Regions from separate parts of the Homo sapiens genome. Here region 1 is linked to region 2. Evidence: chromatin contacts called from ENCODE Hi-C or POLR2A ChIA-PET data. All regions are on one chromosome and are shown on one strand. Each heading gives the region's core, a stretch centred on a gene start or an enhancer-like site at or near the end of the contact. The rest is flanking DNA. Distances are from core to core; before and after follow the strand shown.

What was found. A loop is a pair of places that touch in the nucleus more often than their neighbours do. ChIA-PET counts read pairs that join two places held with the same protein, here RNA polymerase II (POLR2A). Pooled maps may share reads with other maps.
Region 1: a loop to region 2 is called in a pooled map, with 5 times the contacts of the local background. The contact joins the enhancer-like site here to the promoter of PER3 in region 2. A Hi-C loop is called at or near these places in 5 of 50 pooled maps. POLR2A ChIA-PET finds 5 or more read pairs at or near these places in 2 of 52 experiments (BJ and activated T-cell).

The regions. Positions count from the first base shown.
Region 1 is chr1:8,166,945-8,171,396 of GRCh38, forward strand. No RefSeq gene overlaps it. Among named protein-coding and RNA genes, the nearest start is that of LINC01714, 40 kb to the right of the region's middle. RefSeq lists an enhancer at 5-678. Within about 2 kb of position 2,952, at least 26 of the 41 ENCODE cell types and tissues checked have a DNase peak (open chromatin) inside an H3K27ac peak, as active enhancers do.
Region 2 is chr1:7,782,762-7,787,470 of GRCh38, forward strand. PER3 (period circadian regulator 3) reads left to right here and starts at 1,530. Exons shown (of 22, transcript NM_001377275.1): 1 at 1,530-1,615; 2 at 1,893-2,244; 3 at 2,680-2,825; 4 at 3,960-4,075. The coding sequence starts at 2,117. RefSeq lists a silencer at 996-1,605.

The DNA.
Region 1 (4,452 bases), core at 1,702-4,201, 390 kb after region 2:
ATATATATAAAATAAAAAAGCACCCCACATCCCTTTATTGCTGGAGATCACACTGTTTTTGGTAACTTTCATTGTCTCACTCTTTAGAAGTAATGACATGAATCATTTTAGTGCCAGTGCGAGTTAATTTACCAGCGTGGTTTCAGCATTAAGGCATGGACTGAATTTCAGGAAAATGCTTGTGATTAGCATCGCTTATTGCTATTTTACTTGAAGCTAAAAGATAAATCAGAGAAACAATATCCCAGTAAGGGCCCCCAGCAGGCGGTCCATCCTGACGATGACAGAGGGGGAGGAGGAACAATGGCTACACTTTACTCTGAAGTGGCTACATCACCTTTTTCTGGGCCAAGAAGCCCAGGTGCAGATGTTTTCTCTGCAGGGAGTGTGCTGAGCTGGGTTTTGTGGGCTGCAAACTCCTATCAGAAGTTGATAAAGTTCTGGGCCATTGGTTCTTAGCTGATTGGAGAAGCATTTCATAAGCTTAGAGTGTGAAACACCTAGAGATGAGTCATCCATATGGGCCAGTTCCCCTAAAAAAAAAAAAAAAGTCTCTACTGTTGTAAGCACACACACACACACACACACACACACACACACACACACCTTAAACTTTATCAGGGTCTCAAGTAAGTGATGAAATCGGATGTGAGTGGTGGCTCACGCCTGTAATCTCAGCACTTTGGGAGGCCGAGGTGGGTGGATTGCCTGAGGCCAGGCGTTTGAGACCAGCCTGGCCAACATGGTGAAAGCTCGTCTCTACTAAAAATACAAAAATTAGCTGGGCGTGGTGGCAGACACCTGTAGTCCCAGATACTCAGGAGGCTGAGGCGGGAGAATCACTTGAACCTGGGAGGTGGAGGCTGCAGTGAACCCCGATGGTACCACTGCACTCCAGCCTGGGTGACACAGCGAGACTCTGTCTAAAAAAAAAAAAAGACAGAATCAGATAATGTGTGGACAAGCCCTTCCCAAATTACAACCAGAAAGTGAAATCTGACAGAAGGGAAGAACAGGACAGCCCTGGGAGCTTCTAGTCATTGGAAGAGACCGGGGCTGCATGCAGATGGGGACCCTGTTGACAGCAGCCCCTGCCTGCCATGCTGAGACCCTGCGTGTGTGAGCATCCCCAGCTTGGTGGCTGAGCCATCTCCTTGTACCCCAACCACAACCTCCTCTGTGGCTCCAGTCACATCCTGTCCCTTCAGAAGGCCACTCACAGGACATGCCCTTCCTGTGGTGACTGGTCACCTTATTCATGAAGGAATGACTGAGGACATGACTGAGGTGTAGCAGAGTCAAGCTACACCGTGAGTGTCTGTGGGCACTGCAATACCTTGGAGCTGCTGGACTCCTGAACATTGTCTAAATCATCTTTCGCAGCCATCCATCTTCTGCCACATGGATTCCAGTTTCCATTGTGAGAAAGGGGTTCAACGAGCCATGGCATTTTCCACCAGAGGGTCAGCATCTGGGCCTCTGTTATTTTTCCTTTTGAGGCCCAGTTTTCTTGAAAACGAATAAAACTTACAGCTCTTAAAAATACCTAGGATGGGCTGGGCGCAGTGGCTCATGCCTGTAATCCCAGCATTTTGGGAGGCCGAGGCAGGCAGATCACGAGGTCAGGAGCTCAAGACCAGCCTGACCAACGTGGAGAAACCCTGTCTCTACTAAAAATACAAAAATTATACCGGGCACAGTGGCTCACGCCTGTAATCCCAGCACTTTGGGAGGCCAAGGCGGGCGGATCAAGAGCTCAGGAGTTTGAGACCAGCCTGACCAACATGGTGAAACCCCGTCTCTACTAAAAATTAGCTGGATATGGTGGTGCACGCCTGTAATCCCAGCTACTTGGGAGGCTGAGGCAGGAGAATTGCTTCAATCTGGGAGGCGGAGGTTGCAGTGAGCCGAGATGGCCCCACTGTACTCCACCCTGGGCAACAGAGTGAGACTCCATCTCAAACAAAAACAAAAACAAAAATGAGCCGGGTGTGGTGGCACATGCCTGTAATCCCAGCTATTTGGGAGGCTGAGTGGGGAGAATCACTTGAACCTGGGAGGCAGAGGTTGCAGTGAGCCAAGATCACACCACTGCACTCCAGCCCGGCCAATAAGAGTAAAACTCCGTCTCAAAAAAATAAAAAACAAGAAAAACCTAGGATGGGCCGGGCATGGTGGCTCATGCCTGTAATCCCAGCACTTTGGGAGGCCGAGGCAGGGGGATCACTTGAGGTCAAGAGTTTGACACCAGCCTGGCCAACATGGTAAAACCCCACCTCTACTAAAAATACAAAAATTAGCTGGACATGGTAGCAGGTGTCTGTAATACTAGCTACTCAGGAGGCTAGGGCAGGAGCATCACTTGAACCTGGGAGGTGAAGTTTGCAGCTAGCCAAGATCGCGCCACTGCACTCCAGCCTGGGCCGCAACAACAGCAACAACAAAATACCTAGGATGCAGCACTCTTCATGGATTTAATCTAATTATCATGTGAGATGAGTCAATGATCATGAATTGTAGGGGTAAAGAAAATGAGTCACAATGAGACCATTGGTGATGGGTCAGAAGGGGCTCCCTGGTTTCACCCTCCACTGCCCTGGGGGGTCCACGCTTCCCCTTGAGCTGTGGCTGGGTGATGCTGCCCTCAAAGGCCAGCTGTCATGGGCTTTCCCCACCCCGACCCTGAAATTTCCCCCATTTGTCTGAGCTATGGCCACCTTACTGGCTCAGAAGTCAGGCTACAATACTGCAATGGAACCGGGTGATGAAGTGTCATAAATAGTTAATACAAATTCTGCCAACAAGTTTGGGGTTAATAGCCGATCTTAAAATGGGTAAGGGAAAGAAAGGGAGAGGGAGGGAAAAAGGAGAGGGAAGAGAGAGAGAGACAAAGAAAAAGAGAGAGATTTTCTGGCATTCATCCTAAGCATTTCAGCCGTAAACTGGTTTAGGCCAGTGAGACAGGATGTTCTGCAGAGCAAAGATCACGTGACCACACAGTGCGAACAAACAGATGGTGTATCATTAACAAACTGCAACGCTGCATTTCCTAGTCTCTCCAGGGTGTCAGTGACCCAGGCAATTTAATTAAAAACATTAAAAAAAAAAAAAAAAGTGACAAGGGCCAAAGTTTCATCCTGTTTAAATTCAACTTCATCAAAAAAGTGGAGGGGCTATCCCTTCCATGAAACGTCCACATATGAGCCCCTCAGGGAAGTGGCACCAACGTGTAGGTCAGTGGCACAGTCAGGCCTCTGGTCAGTGGCCATTGATCCAGAAATGCGGCCAGGGCATGGCCAGGGCAGGGGCAGCTCCAGGACAGAGACCAGCTCGCCTCCCATTAGCCTCCTGGGGAGACAGGACAGGTAAACAGCAGGGAGCTCAGGGGGTTTTATGGACCAGGCCGTGTACACAGTTTGTCCCGAGTACAAACAAGCAGGTGGCCAGTCTCACCTTTGTTCTAAGAAGCGGGATCCAGGCAGGCCAGGAGGCCCAGAGGGTAGCTGTCAGGAGACACTGGGGCCCAACCAGGGCTTCCCACTGCAGGAGCGGGTCAGGAGCTTGGACACTCTCGGACACTCAGCACTGTCCTCGCTTGAACCTCCCCGGTAATGGCAGCATAAAGTGATGGTCAAGGGGCATCCGGTTGGGACTCAAGAAGCTTAATCCCAAATCCCTGCCCCACAGTCTACCAGTGACAGACACTGTGCTGAAGTCAGCCTCCACATGCTCACCTGTAGAATTGTGACAACATGGCAAGGGCAGGTGAAGGCCCCAGGATAGTGCCTGGCCATTGAGAGTGCTCTGTCGTGCAGGTGGGCATGGGCATGGGGCTGTCCAGAATTGAGCTGTTTTTTTGAGTTGGAGTCTTGCTCTGTAGCCCAGGCTGGAGTGCAATGGTTCACTGCAACCTCTGCCTCCCAGGTTCACGTGATTCTCCTGCCTCAGCCTCCCGAGTAGCTGGGATTACAGGTGACCAACACCACGCCCAGCTAATTTTTGTATTTTTAGTAGAGACAGGGTTTCACCATGTTGGCCAGGCTGGTCTCAAACTCTTTTTTTTTTTTTGAGACAGAGTCTTGCTCTGTTGCCCAGGCTGGAGTGCAGTGGTGTGATCTTGGCTCACTGCAAGCTCCGCCTCCCAGGTTCACGCCATTCTCCTGCCTCAGCCTCCCGAGTAGCTGGGACTACAGGCAACTGCCACCATGCCCTGCTAATTTTTTTTGTATATTTAGTAGAGACGGAGTTTCACTGTGTTAGCCAGGATGGTCTCGATCTCCTGACCTCATGATCCATCCACCACGGCCTCCCAAAGTGCTGGGATTACAGGTGTGAACCACCACACCCGGCCCAGGCTGGTCTCAAACTCTTGACCTCGGGTGATCCACCCGCCTCGGCTTCCCAAAGTGCTGGGATTACCGGTGTGAGCCACTGCGGCCGATATCTACGTTT
Region 2 (4,709 bases), core at 280-2,779:
TTCCTTTACATACAATTTCATCCATCCAACAAATACTGAATATTTTTTCTGTACCAGGCAGCGAAGAGGGGCGGCACTCTGCACTGTACCTTTCATTTCTAACATGTTGAGATACTAAACTGAGCTTTCAGACATTTTTTTTAAAGGGCTCTACAACTTCTTTTCTGAAACAGAGTGTCTTTTACGTTTGTCTTCCTCCAGTTGCCAAATGAATCTAATTTTAGGAAGTGCAGGGAAGTGTTTTAAGTTCCACCGTCAAAATTCTGTTTCTGGGCCGGTGCAGTGGCTCACGCCAGTAATCCCAACATTTTGGGAGACCGAGGCCAGCAGATCACTGGGGCTTAGGAGTTTGAGAACAGCCTGGCTAACACAGACCATCTTTACCAAAAACACAAAAATTAGCCAGGTGTGGTGGCTGCACCTGTAGTTCCAGCTACTCGGGAGGCTGAAGCAGGAAACTGGCTTGAGCCCAGAAGACGGAGGTTGCAGTGAGCCAAAATCGCGCCACTGCACTCCATCCAGCCTGGACAACAGAGCAAAACCCTGTCTCAAAAAATAAAAAATCTGTTTCTAAAAATCGGGTGGGCTTTTTACCAGGGCTGCTTTATGGCCCGGTTCCTCCAAGTCCACCCCACTCACCGAAAGAGTTAGCGGAGGATGGGGGCGGTTGGGGTGGGCTCGGTAGGTCACGGGCGGTGAAAACCGTGGGAACCCAGAAAGACGGCCAAAGCACGATGAGGACCGCTGCCGGCAGCCCGCCCCACCCTGGGCTCCTCCCCACACCCGCTCGGGCAGCCGGGAGCCACCTACAAACTCCAGGACTCGACCCCAGAGCGCTGGCCTGAGCCGCCCCTGCTCGCCCCCAGTCCCCGCCTCTCCCTCCCTCTAATGCCCCCGCCCTCGACACCGTCGCCCCCCCGCCCCTGCCTCTCGCTCCCCACGTCTCTCGGCACCCCCGCTCCCATCCGCCCCCCCGTCCCCGCCTCTCGCCCCCATCCGTCCCCATTTCCAGCCTCCCCCTGACCCCGACTCAAGCCCCCCGACTCCGCCTCTCGCCCCTCTCTGCCCCCGCCTCTCACTCCCCTCTCCTTCCCCGCCCGCCTCTCACGTGGAGGTTGGGCCGGACCCGCCCCGCCCCACAGAGCCCGGGTCCCGCCCCCACGTGGCTGGCAGCTTCCTGGCCCTATCATTTCTGCGCTGGCTTCAGCGGCTCCGCCCCGGCGCCGTGCCAGGGGGCCGGACACTCCAGTCGCGCGGCACAGGCCTGAGGCCGCTGAGGGCCACCCCGTCCCCTGCCCGCCCGCCGGCCTGCTGGGATTGGCCGAGCGCCGGCCTCCGCCCGAGCCCGCGCGTTATGTAACGCGCCCCGGGGGCCCCGCCCCCTCGCCCTGGCTTATATAACCCGGGCGCACCGGCTCGCGCCCCGCCCCAGGGCCAATGGAGGCCTGCGGAGTCGGCCCCGACGACCAATCGCACGGCCCGGGGGCGGGACCGGTCACGCGGCGGCAGGGGGCGCGGCGCCGGCTGCTGACCGGCACGCGGCGAGCCTCGAGACTGCGCGAGGGCGGCCCCGGGGGCGAGCGGCTGTGCGCGGGGCCAAGGGCGGGGGCAGCAGGTGAGTGCGCGGCCGGGCGGGAGTTCTGGGCGGCCGGGCGGGAGTTCTGGGCACTCGCGCGCGGCAGAGGAGCCCCGCGAGCCCTGCCCTCGGTACTGGGGGCCCCCGGAGCGTGGCGCTTCCGAGCCACCCGCCTCCCCGGGCCCCATCCCTCGGCGCGCGGGAAAGTTGGGGCAGGGGTGAGGACCGCGCGGTCGGGGCGCCCCAGCCAGCCGGGCCGCTGGCGTCGGACTGTCTGTTCCATTTGTCCCTTGTCACCCTTGTCTCCTCCCCCTAGGCCGGAGTCCTGAAAGTCGAGCGAGCTCCGGGTTTTGAAAATGTTGGAGGGAAAAGCTCCTCGGAGATGAGCGTGACCCCCTGGCTCGTGGTGGCCGCCTGTTCTCACTAACGCCATGGCGGGGACCGGAGTGAGAAACCGGTGTCTGTCACTGACTGCAAAGTGAGCGAGAAGCAGGCTGCGGGCCGTCCCAGCACGACGTGGAGCCCCGCGGAGACCTCGAGATGCCCCGCGGGGAAGCTCCTGGCCCCGGGAGACGGGGGGCTAAGGACGAGGCCCTGGGCGAAGAATCGGGGGAGCGGTGGAGCCCCGAGTTCCATCTGCAGAGGAAATTGGCGGACAGCAGCCACAGGTGACGCGCTGGCTTCAGGCCGAGGGCCCCATGCGTTCGTTGTCCTTCCCTGGAGCAGGGAAAGGGGGACCTAAATCTTTTTATTCTTTTGTTTTCAAGCCCAGGGGAAAGTGTAAAGGGGAGACTCGGGCAATGTAGGATGAAGTGATCCGTGACACTGAAGAAAATTACCGAAGAGTATCAGGAGGGAAAAGTGGTTACAAAAGTTAGCTGAGTTGGGGCTCAAGTGGATTAAGGGAAAGTAAGTGGAGAATGTTTGTCATTCACCAGTTGCTTTGCCTCGAGTTCCCCACCTAGAGGAAGAGGGGTCACCACCCTGTGGACTGATGCCGGTAGAGCACTTAGAAACTTACCTGGCTTGCAGTTTGTGTTCCCTAAGCCGCAAGATGCTGTTGTCTTCAGAGGATGAAGTTGTAATTTTTTTTTATCTTCCAGTGAACAGCAAGATCGAAACAGAGTTTCTGAAGAACTTATCATGGTTGTCCAAGAAATGAAAAAATACTTCCCCTCGGAGAGACGCAATAAACCAAGCACTCTAGATGCCCTCAACTATGCTCTCCGCTGTGTCCACAGCGTTCAAGGTAAACAAGCCGGAGAGAAATTTCATCCTACGAATGCACCAGGACTCATACAAGCAGCCAGAGGAGTGGTCAGTGGGGTCTCAGTCAGACAAATAATTTGAGCTTTTTCTGGTGCTTTGTGGAAGATGAGCAAATCTACACCGATTCCATTCGTGTCTTAATTGTTCACATGTGAAAGACCAGGAAAACTTTATCTGTATAATAGTGTATAATACCTATGCAATGTTTTGCTCATGTGTTGCAAGAGAGTAGAGTTTAGCATAAGCACATTTTGAAGGCTGACCTTTTAAAGAAATATTGTCTTCTATGGAAGTTATGGGAAAAAAATGCATTCCACGAAATAGTTACCTTTACATGCCGTACACATACTTTCAAAATGCAGTAATGAGGCTGGGCGCGGTGCCTCACGCCTGTAATCCCAGCACTTTGGGAGGCCGAGGCGGGCAGATCACGAGGTCAGGAGATCGAGACCATCCTGGCTAATACGGTGAAACCCCGTCTCTACTAAAAATACAAAAAATTAGCCGGGTGTGGTGGCGGGCGCCTGTAGTCCAGCTATTCGGGAGGCTGAGACAGGAGAACGGCGTGAACCCGGGAGGCGGAGCTTGCAGTGAGCCGAGATCACGCCACTGCACTCCCGCCTGGGTGACAGAGCGAGACTCTGTCTCTAAAAAATAATAATGATAAAAATGCAGTAATGATATATCAGGAATTTACCAAACTAAAAATGAACCATTGTAAACACTTTTTCTCTCTGACATTTCCAGGGATTTCATTAAAGCCATATTCTCTTTAGCACAAACCTCAGTGCTTCATATATGATATGTTCCTGAATGACAGAGTACTGTTTCTGCTCCCCCCGCAAAAAAATTGTGTATGCATCTGAAATTTTTAGTTAGTACCTTAAATGTATCTTGCTTCCTGTGATCCAGAACATGCAGAATTCATAAAATCAAATCTTAAGTTTGCACAACTATCAGTATTTTAGGTAAAAGCAGAAAATGATCTGTTTTTGAGAAAAATGCACTGAGGTGTTCTCATCCGAAAAAAATAATCCAGCTTGATAGTGATGAAATGGTTTCCTAAAGATACTGTTGTCACTGGACTACCTGTTTATCTCCCTGTGTTTCTTAGCAAACAGTGAGTTTTTCCAGATTCTCAGTCAGAATGGAGCACCTCAGGCAGATGTGAGCATGTACAGTCTTGAGGAGCTGGCCACTATCGCTTCAGAACACACTTCCAAAAACACAGTAAGAATTCATGCATTTTGCCATATCAACCTGGGTGACTTTTCCTAAGGGCCTGCTCTAGATGTAGGCTTTTAAGAAGGATAACAACGTTTCAGCAACCACAATTTGAGAGAAGCAAAGGAGGAACTGCTAAAGAGGCATGGTGTAGCTTCTCCGCCCTTGCCAGAGAAAACATCTAAAAGCAGAAGCAGCCCGTTCTGTGTGCTGTGCAGCTCAGTGACTTTGGTTATGAGGTGCTTCTAGCTCCTTAGCATTCCCAAGCTCTCTTGAATTAAGAGAAAACAAAAATTACACTGCAGAGTAATTTCCTGCACCTTATTCTAATCTCCGAATTGTTAATTTCTATTTATATCATTCTTAGTTCCAATACCTACTACTTCAAGTTGTAACAACTGGATGTTATAGAACAGGTGAGTTGAGATGCTGTCATTTTTCCTAAAATTTTGGAAGAGACCTTTAGTATATCTTTTTTAATCTCTCTTCTTGTTTGACAGAGTAATCTTCATGTTTGGTTGATACGGTGGAGATTACTTATTTTAAGTAACATAATTGTTACTTAAAGATTTTGTAATAGTGGAACGTGCGCAATCCCTAGTATTATAACAGTGCTTATTTTATGGACTGGTGTGTACAT